Linked DNA regions of Homo sapiens: region 2 is linked to region 1. A link is a loop called in an ENCODE intact Hi-C map of the cell type or tissue named here. Cell type or tissue: breast epithelium. All regions are shown on one strand. Each heading gives the region's core, and the rest is flanking DNA. Links, peaks and the distances in the headings are about the cores only. Region 1 overlaps ZDHHC17 (zDHHC palmitoyltransferase 17). Region 2 overlaps LOC105369850 (a long non-coding RNA gene).

What was found. A loop is a pair of places that touch in the nucleus more often than their neighbours do. Peaks named below come from ENCODE experiments on the same cell type or tissue, not always from the same donor. Only the 100,000 strongest peaks of a DNase experiment are listed, where the experiment ranks them.
Region 2: a loop joins it to region 1, with 11 times the contacts of the local background. A loop is called at or near these places in 6 of 110 quality-filtered maps.

The regions. Positions count from the first base shown.
Region 1 is chr12:76,774,677-76,780,069 of GRCh38, forward strand. All of the region lies in intron 1 of ZDHHC17 (zDHHC palmitoyltransferase 17), which reads left to right. Among named protein-coding and RNA genes, the nearest start is that of ZDHHC17, 13 kb to the left of the region's middle. In breast epithelium, for the core only: no CTCF peak of the experiment used is centred there; no DNase peak of the experiment used is centred there.
Region 2 is chr12:76,568,119-76,573,511 of GRCh38, forward strand. LOC105369850 (a long non-coding RNA gene) reads left to right here. Exons shown (of 4, transcript NR_188081.1): 3 at 2,593-2,648. Among named protein-coding and RNA genes, the nearest start is that of OSBPL8, 11 kb to the left of the region's middle. In breast epithelium, for the core only: no CTCF peak of the experiment used is centred there; a DNase peak (open chromatin) is centred at 3,351.

The DNA.
Region 1 (5,393 bases), core at 133-5,132:
AATTACTTAATCTTCTGGGTACCTCAGTTTTATTATCTGGAAAGTGGGGTTAATAACACCTACTTCTTAGGGTCCTTATGAGATTAAATGAGTTAATATACCTTTTGTAGATTTTAACCTGTATGTATTTTAATATCTCTGAAATTGGGATTTGTGACTTATAGTTAATGGTGTCTGTTGCATTAGCGAAATTGCAATAGTGACTGTCAGTGCCTGTGCATGTGGCATCTTTGTGATTATTCCTTTTCTGTTTCTTTTTTGAGACAGGATCTTACTGTAGCTGGGACTGCAAGTGCACACCACCATGCCTGATTAATTTTTTTTATATTTTTAGTAGAGGTGGGTTTCGCCATGTTGGCCAGGCTGGTCTTGAACTCCTGGGTTTAAGCGATTCACCTGCCTTGGCCTCTCAAAGTGCTGGGACCACCATGCCCGGCCTCTTTGTGGTTATTCCTGATAGCACAATTGTACACCTGCTGCCCCCATTTCATTAGCAATCCATTTAAAGAGCATTTTAGAAAGGAGTTTGATTACTGATTGTTTTCTGAAAACTGTTGATAACTTCCAGTAAGATCAAGAAAATCATCAAAACTTGTGGAATGTGTGTCAGTGGCTTGGAGAAGGAAATCCTAGAGATAATAGTGACATTCTTTTAAGAAATGCTATATTTCAGTGTTCTTGGTGGCTCATAAACAATATTGTGATGAAGAACATGGTATTGAAACTCTAAGTTGAACAGTGATTCCAAAGAGGCTAACCTTGAGCATGAACAAGTTTTAGCAATACAGTAACTGATTTGTTTATCTCCATTTGATATAGCCTAAAGAGTGATATTTTAAAAATCTAAGTAAGTCTGTAAAAGATTTTTCAATTAGTGTAAATAATCCTTCAATTAGTAGAAGTAAAAATTTGAAGTGATAAAAAAGCATTCAGTTCAGTTGGCAGTATTTTCTTTCTTAGTGGTACATACAATAATGGTGCATATTATAATCAATAGCATCTTTTGATTTTATGAAATTCTGTCTCTAAGTAAAATTTAGAACAATACCTGGCAAATAGTTAGCTGTTGTTTTATAATCTTTACTTACTTTCTTTCTGCAGTTCCAAGATTTTAAGAGAGCATGTACACTATTGTTAATCTTGTTTTTAACCCTAGAATTTTACCTCCCTATGTTCTTTCACTGAAATTATAAATATTCATTAATCTTTATTTATATTTCTGTAAATATAATCATGAATAAATTCTAGACAGTGTTTTCTTTGGAAATTTTGCTTTCTCTTTGACCACTCATAATGTAAATAGCCAGAATCTTCCACCTGTTTGTGAGAGGTTAATTAGCTTGATTTCAGAAATTCCCATTAAACTTTTTTTCCTTATTTGTGTCCTTTTTCCATTGAATAATTGATGTAATCAAGTCCCAAAAAAGGGTACAGGTGGAAAAAAAAAATTCTTGACAAACTAGAATCTAGTCTTCTAGCATAGCAGACCATATATAAACTTAAACTTTCTGAACATTATTATCCTAACATCCGATTTATTCTATACTGTTGAATAATGTATAAATTTTAAAGGTATCAGAAATTTAAGTTTCAGCATGGGTTTTTTTTAGCCTTAATGGTGACACATGATTATTGTAAAAAATTTAAGTAGTACAGAAGGATATATAGTTCATGGTGAAGTCCCACAGTTCCCTGTCCCCAGCAAGCACAAACTTCTCTCACTCCTCACAGGTAAATACTACTTTAAAGTACACTCAGAATTTTCTATGCTTGTACATTTAAATATATATTTTACATACATGTTCATGTATATTTATTTCCTTGTTTTTATTACATAAATGTTATGTTATAAAATCTGTATTTTTCTGAATACAATTTGGACATAGCTGTATTTTAGCACATAACGATCTTCCCTATTCTTTGTAGTGTCTGGACCTGCATTGTTCAATGGTGACCACCACTGATGTGTGGCAGTTTAAATTTAATTAAAATGAATAAAATTTAAAATTCAGTTTTTCAGTTATACAAGTTACATTTCAAGTGTTTATTAGCTATGTGTGGCTAGTGGCTGTTGTTTTAGGTAGCACAGAATTATAGAACAGGTCAATAATCTATATACAGAAAGTTCAATTGGACAGCTTTGTTCTGGACAGTTTTTTAAAAAAACTTGTATGAAAATTTTTTTTACTGTGTAACTTTTTATTGAGGCATATTTTATGATAAATTGTGCACATTTTAAATGCTCAAGTTGATAACTTTTCTTGAACTTTTTAAAATAGTTGTAGATTCACATGCAGTTGTAAGAAATAACACGGAGAGATCTCATGTATCCTTTACCTTGATTCTCCCAGTGGTAACACCTTGCAAAATTATAGGACACTGTAGGATAGGATAGGATAGTATATAATAGCACAACCAGGAAATTAACATTGGTACAGTCAAGATACAGCACACTTCCTTCCCCATAAGGATTCTTCATATTGCCCTTTTATACCCATGTGGTCTTCCTTCCAGCTCCCAACCTGTCCTTAACCCCTGGCAATCACTAACCTGTTCTCCATTTCTATTATTTTGTAATTTTAAGAATGTTACATAAGTGGGATCATGTAGTATGTAACCTTATGGGATTGGCTTTTCTCATTCAGCATAATTCTCTGGAGAGTCATCAGGTTGTTGTGTGTATCAGTACCTTGTTCCTTTTTGTTACTGAATAGTATCCCACAGTATGGATGTACCGTGATGTGTTAACCATTCACCCATTGAAGATTATCTGGGTTGTTTCCAGGTTTTGGTTATTAGAAATTAAACTGCTTTAAACATTTGTGTACAAGTATTCATGTAAACATAAATTTTGATTCTTCTGGGAGTGCAATCACTGGGTCATATGGTAGTTGCATGTTAATGTTTGTAAGAAACTGACAAGCTGTTTTCCTGAGTAACTGTACATTTTACATTCCAATCAGCAGTATATGAGTGAGGATGAGGGAGAGCTGCATCCTCACCAGCATTTGGTATTGTCACTTTGTTGTGATTTTTATTGTTATATTTACTTTCTAATTGGTCTTGGGATCTCTATCTTGAGAGGGCCATAAGGCAAGTAGCGTCACTCTAGGAGAGCCCTAGCAGGGATTGGGGAACTGAGTTAGGTTTGTGCGTGTGTGTCAGGTGAGACACATGAGGAAGTGAAACCAGAATGAAACGAGATTTACTGGTAGAGCCCAGAGAGGTTAAGGTTAAGGAAGGATGCGGGGAGCTGAGGGAGGGGAGAGAGAAAAAGAGTGAGAGGGAAAAGGGGATATCAGTGGGACTATGCCTTTTTTAAGGTACATGGGCATTACCCTGTAGGCTTTCCTGTGGTGGTTGTGGATTGGCTAGTTTAAAGCAAACACTCCTGAAGGGAGATCTTATTTACATGACTCTGGTGTTGACCATTAGGTTTTTATCGTGGTCAGCAGCTGTGGGGAATATTGAGTTTTTGGTCAGTGAGATGAAGAAGTCTATATTGCAGACAGTCACACAGGCAAGGGAAGTTTTTTTTTGTTTGTTTTTTTGAGATGGAGTCTCGCTCCCACCCAGGGTCGAGTAGAAGGGCACGATTTCAGCTCACTGCAACCTCTGCCTCCTGGATGGGTTCAAGCGATTCTTCTACTCTCCTGCCTTAGCTTCCCAAGTAGCTGGGACTACAGGCATGCACCACCACACCCAGCGAATTTTTTTAGTTTTTAGTAGAGACGGGGTTTCACTATATGTTGGCCAGGCTGGTCTCAAACTCATGACCTCAGGTGATCTGCCTGCCTCGGCCTCCCAGAGTGCTGGGATTACAGGCATGAGCCACTGTGCCCTGCCGGGAAGTTTTAACTAGGCCAAGATGGAGGGCTATAGCTGGGTTTCAGATAACTTACGTTAGATCTAAAAATGGATGCTGAGTCAGCAACCATAATAAAGAAATTTTTGACACTTTTTAATTTTAGCCCAGTCTTATAGGTAAGTGATAAGTCATTGTCATGTTAATTTGCACTTCCCTAATGGCAGATGATGTTAAATATCTTTTCATGTGCATATTTGCCATTTGTATGTCTTGTTTGGTGAAGTGTCTCTTCACGTCTGTATGACTTTGTCAGGGCTCCCATAACAGAATGCTACAAACTGGGTGACTTAAACAATGGAAATTTTTTTTCTCCAGTTTTGGAGGCTAGAAGTCCAAGATCAAGTTTCTTCTGAGGTCTCTCTGCTTAGCTTGCAGATGGCTGCATTCTCATATTCTCACATGATCTCTTTATGTATCCAAATTTTCTCCTTTTTAAAAGGACAGTAATCACATTAGATTAGGGCCCACCCAATGGCCTCATGTTAATTTGATCACCTCTTTAAAGACCCTAGCTCCAAATACAGTCTGTTCTGAGGTACAGGGGTTAGAGCTTCAACATATGAGTTTCGGGGGTATACATTTCAGCTGCTAATTGTGTCTTTTGCCTATTTCCTAGTTGATTATTTATTTTACTGTCAAGTTTTGAGAGCTGTTTATATATCTTAGGCACTAGTCACTTTGTTGTGATTTGCAGTTATTTTCTCCCAGTCTGTAGCTTGTCTTTTCCACCTTTGTATTAGTCTGTTCTCACGCTGCTAATAAAAACATACCCAAGACGGGGTACTTTATAAAGGAAGGAGGTTGAATTGACTCAGTTACACATGGCTGGGGAGGCCTCACAATCATGGCAGAAGGCAAGGAGGAGCAAAGTCACGTCTTACATGGTGATAGGCAAGAAAGTGTGTGCAGGGGAACTCCCATTTATAAAACCATCAGATCTTGTGAGATTACTATCTCACTAGAATAGCATGGGAAAGACCCATCCCCATGATTCAATTACCTCCTACCAATTCCCTCCCATGACACGTGGGAATTATGGGAACTACAATTCGAGATGAGATTTGGGTGGGGACACAGCCAAACCACATCAGCCTCATAACAGTCTTTCCCAGAGCAAAAGTTTTAATTTTGATGAAGTCTATTCGACCAATTTTTCCTTTTATGAATTGTGCTTTTCATGTCAAGTCTGAGTTTTCTTTGCCTAGCCTGAGATCCCAAAGATTGTCTTCTGTGTTTTTAAGTTTATAATTTTACCTTTAACATTCAAGTTCATGATTAATTTTGAGTTAATTTTTGTATAAAGTGTGAAAGTTAAGGTTGAGCTTCTTTTTTCTTTTTTTTTTGCCTATAGATATCCAACTGCTGTGGTACATCTCTTCCATTGAATTGCTTTTACATTGTTGTAAAAAATCAGTTGAGCATATTTGTTGTTTTTATATCTGGGTCTTCTGTTTCATTGATTTATGTATTCCTCAGCCAATACTACACAGTCTTGATTACTATAGCTATATAGTAGGTCTTGGAG
Region 2 (5,393 bases), core at 293-5,292, 210 kb before region 1:
GTCCATTTCTATGGGAGCCTTACTTTTGTCTGGTATTCTTACATGCACAGCTGAGACCAGACTCCCAGTCTCATTCCCTTAATTGTATCCTTTAATCCTTAATCCCTGTAATATCCTCCTGGAACTGGGATTGATATACCTCTATTGAAGACTTTATCTTTGAATGTCAGCTCACTTCCAGACATGGCCACCAACTCCACCCCATGATCGCACATTGTTATACTCCCCACTTCCTTCTGCAGTCAGCAAATAGACTTGGACCTGACATTCTTTGTGTCCTAAGCCCCCCACCCCTTCCTTAAGTTACTAAAGTAGTACACCAAAAGAATACAATTATCTGAACTGAGGGCGGGGAAAATTCCAGAGAAAAATGACCTTCGTGCAACAAACAAAGGCAAGAGAGTAAAAGGGAGGGCACTGTTAGAGATTTAAAATAGACTTACCAGATATATCAACCAAGTGCAATACGTGGATCTTTACCTTTATCAGATTCCAATTCAAACAACTTATAAAAAGATATAATGAGACAATCAGGAAAATTTTAATACCAACTACATATTACAGGATATTAAGGAATTATTGTTAATTGTCTTAGTTGTGATAATGGTACATGATTATGGTTTTTGTTTTTTTAATGTCTCATTTCCTAAAGACATTCTAAAATGTTACTGGGTCCCTGCTTTAGGAAAGAAAAAAAAAGAAGACTTTCAGAGTATGTCACTTTCTTTTTTATACCTGTCGGTCAATTCCATGGGAAAGTATTACTACTTGTTATTTTCTACCCTTAACCAAATACAGTAATCATTTTCTCCTTATCATATCTATTATTATTTTTTAGTAGAAGTGTTCAAATCAAAAGCAGCCCATGCTGCCTACCTGGTATTTGCTCCAAACATCTATTAAACCACTATGGAAGGCCTAACATCATAAGACTGGTGGTAAATAAATCTGATTGAGCATGTTAGCATGTTCAAATTTATATAAAGCATTCTGCAAATACAGATTACTCTAGAGATGCTAAGAAGCAGATGTACTGATCTCGTTGGCATTGGCATTCACATGATTCAGCTACAAATAGAATTTGAACAGATTCCAAATGCACAACTGTCAAATTCATAAAAAGTAGCAAAAAAAATGTCAAATAAAAATTTAGGCTTTGCCTAGAATAGCAGTGACTGTGTTTTAAAAAAATCGAAATATTCTGTTAATGTTTTATTTCTTCAGTGCTAATATTTGACAAGAACTAAGTACTTTGATTTCCATTGAATTCGCAGTGATAGCCCAGAAACTGTTATAAGTTAGTATTACTATTGGGTCCACAGAAAACCTCAAAATACATTTTAACCAAAATTACAAAGTTAATACAAATTTGATTCACTGAAGTAGTATAGTGCAGTGTGTTTGAGTTCTAACACCAAAATCAGACAGATCTCAGTTCTAACCCTAGCTTTGTCATTTACCACCAAGGCTGTCATCTGTAAAATCATCTGTAAAACAGGAGTTTAAAAAAAAACTCTTTTATAATATTATAAGAATTAAAGAACTCAAGAAATATAAACTATTATGGTCACTACCTTTTGGGAATATTATGTTCTATACAATATTACTAACTGTATTTTCACTACACCCAGTTGGAGAAAAATTACACACAGACCATACACTCTACCATCCTCTCATTGATAACAAGGCTTTTGTAGCAACTGGCCTGATTCTGAGGTTTATAGAAGATACATAGGCAGGCATGACTTCAGGCCATTATGCAGCTTTATGTAATAATCTACACAACCCCTAATATGTACGTATCAGGATCTTTCATGTGATGTGAAAATGAAAGCCACTTCCTTAACAACCAGGAAACACTAAATTTCAGAGTTATGTTTTCCATTCAAGTAAATCTCCAGCCAGACCTCCTCTTACAATACATGGAGTTAGCATTCCCAGCCAGTCCCCTCTTGCCACACTTATTTCTTAGTATAACAAATTACAGTAAATAAAACTTATCAGCCAGGCACTGTGTCTCCCGTCTACAATCCCAGCAATTTGAGAGCCTGAGGTGGGAGGATCACTTGAGGTCGAGAGTTCAAGATCAGTCTGGGGAACATAGCAAGACCCTGTCTCTACAAAAAATAAAACAATTAGCCATGTGTGGTGGCACATGCCTGTAATTTCACCTACTTGGGAGATTGTGGCAGGAGGATCACTTGAGCCCGGGAGTTCAAGGCTACAATGAGCTATGATTGTGCCACTGCATTCAAGCCTGGGCAACAGAGAAAGAGGGGACTGGCTCTAAAAATAAAAACAAAAACAAAACTTACATCTAAGGATGATGCAGTAATGCACACATGTCCTTATTATTATTCTTTTGCCTTCACAGTGTTGCTTAGCAACCCAGAACATCTTATCTATGATTTTGGGTGTAAAAATGGCTTTTTGAAATATTTATTTGAAATCTTTCTTTGAAACAAGTAAGATAGATATAAAGATTTCAGGCGAATTCAAGTTAAACATTTAGGGCTAGAATACTTACAGGTTATATATTTTTATATAGTATCTTTCATGCTATTTGATTAATGTACAACTATTGATATTTAGAATGACAGCTGAATTGATGATATGATGACAGGCTCATCCCTCCATTGTAAACTATGGTAAGTAATTTGTATGGCATTGCTTTGATACTACACAGATGTCCAGTTCCCCTTCAAACATAAACCTTATGCTTTAACACTTATTGAAAACCCTTACATGAGTCAGTAATTTCAATAAGAATTGCAAAACAATTATAAATATATCATTCCTTCTACATTCTGACTTTCTTTGGTAACCTAGAGCTTGCCTTTATTACCTGGAACTATTTGGTTACCCTGAAATATAACTCCTACTGGAAAGGAAAAGTAAATAATAAGTCTTTGCTTTTAATTACTAATTTTCAAAGTAAAGATATTTTGGAGACTAATGGAAAAATTTGAATTTGGGTTTTAGATAAGATAAAAATGTATTCACTTGGAAAGGTGAAGATTGTTAATTTAAAAAAGTAAATAGGTTACAAAACCACACATTGAGTATGGTATCATTTTGGTAAAAATATATTTATATATTTATGTGCATATATAGGAATAAATAATGAACTGGAAAGATATACACCGAACTGTTAATCTCTGGAAAGGGGGTTGTTTTGTTTTATTTTGCTGATATGTAGTTTTGTACTTTCTACTTGCATATGCTGGTTTTATAATAATAAAAGGTTATTTTAAAAAGAAAATCACTATTTTCCGCTGAGCCCAGATACAGCTTCTGAATCACCATCAACATGAGACTGGTACATTCCAGCATGGGAGGCTGCCAGGGCATCAGTCCAGCTGGTTACTTCTTCGAAGAAGTAACTACTGATTTCCTTTTGCCTATTGATTTCCATTGCCTATGCATCTTACCTGTGGCTCAAGATTACCTTGGCACTAAATCCAATTAGCCTTTTCACTTTGGCAGCCCTTACCAATTGGCAACTTCTTTGTCTCTTGGTTTGCTTTTGGGCAAAAATTACCTTCTTCTTTAGTTTTTGAGTCATTATATCCTCTTGGTTTTCTTCCTACCTTTCTGACTTCTCAGTCTCCTTTGAAAGTTTACAGCTTCTTTAATTTCCCCCACAATTCCATACTCAGCCTTCTCTCTTCACTCTATATCTTTTTCCCAAAAAAGGGAGGAGAAAAGAGAATACATTTTATGTTCTAATTCTTGTTAATCTATCAAATAGATATCTCTAGCCTTGTTCTCTCTCCTGAAGAACATAGTCACATATATAATCACAAATTATTATAATCTCCATTTAGACATTTCACCTGAAAAATATATAAAACTTAATTCAATCTCTATGCATTAATTTTTCAATAGTTATTAGTCATCTTCTGAGCATCGGGTTATGCTAGAAACTGAAATACATATTAGCATGAGTAAAACTGGCATAGCTGGAAATTAAGTTGAAGAAGTAAATGGAGACCAAATCCTATAGGAGATTTAATGGAATGTGTATTAGTCTGTTCTCACGCTGCTAATAAAGACATACCCAAGACAGGGTAATTTATAAAAGAAAGAGGTTTAATTGACTCACAGTTCCACATGGCTGGGAGGCCTCACAATCATGGCGGAAAGCTAATGAGGAGCAAAGTCACATCTTACATGGTGGAAGGCAAGAGAGAGAGCATGTGCAGGCGAACTCCCTTTTATAAAACCATCAGATCGACCAGGTGCAGTGTCTCACACCTGTAATCCCAACACTTTGGGATGCTGAGGTGGGCAGATCACCTGAGGTCAGGAGTTTGAGACCAGCCTGGCCAACATGGCGAAACCCTGTCTCTACTAAAAAATGCAAAAATTAGCTGGGTGTGGTGGCGCGCACCTGTAATCCCAGCTACTAGGTATGCTGAGGCAGGAGAATCGCTTGAACCCAGGAGGTGGAGATTGCAGTGAGCCAAGATCGTGCCACCGCACTCCAGCCTGGGCAACAGAGCAAGACCCTGTCTCAAAAAAAAAAAAAAAACAGCTGGGTGCAGTGGCTCACACCTGTAATCCCAGCACTTTGGGAGGCCAAGGCGGGCAGATCACGGGGTCAGGAGATCAAGACCATCCTGACCAACACAATGAAACCCTGTCTGTACTAAAAATACAAAAAAACTAGCCGCACGTGGTGGTGCGTGACTGTAGTCCCAGCTACTGAGGAGGCTGAGGCAGGAGAATCGCTTGAACCTGGGAGACAGAGGTTGCAGTGAGCTGACATGGCACCACTGCACTCCAGCCTGGGCAACAGAGCGAGACTGTCAAAAAAAAAACAACAAAAAAACCATCAGATCTCGTGAGACTTATTCATTATCACAAGAACAGCACAGGAAAGACCCACCCCCATGATTCAATTACCTCCCACCAGGTCCCTCCCAAGATGTGTGGGAATTATGGGAGGTACGATTTGAGATGAGATTTGGATGGGGATGCAGCCAAACCATATAATTCTACCCTGGCTCCTCCCAAATCTTAAGTCCTCACATTTCAAAACCAATCATGCCTTTCCAACAGTCCCCCCAGAGTCTTAACTCATTTCAGCATTAACTCAAAAGTCCACAATTCAAAGTCTTATCTGGGACAAGGCAAGTCCCTTCTACCCATGAACCTGTAAAATCAAAAGCAAGTTAGTTACTTCCTAGATACAATGGAAGTTAAGGCACTGGGTAAATATACCCATTCCAAATGGGAGGAATTGGCCAAAACTAGGGGACTACAGTCCCCATGCAAATCTGAAATCCAATAGGGCAGTCACTAAACCTTAAAGTTCCAAAATGATCTCCTTTGACTCCATGTCTCACATCCAGGGCATGCTGATGCAAAAGGTGGGCTCCCATGGCCTT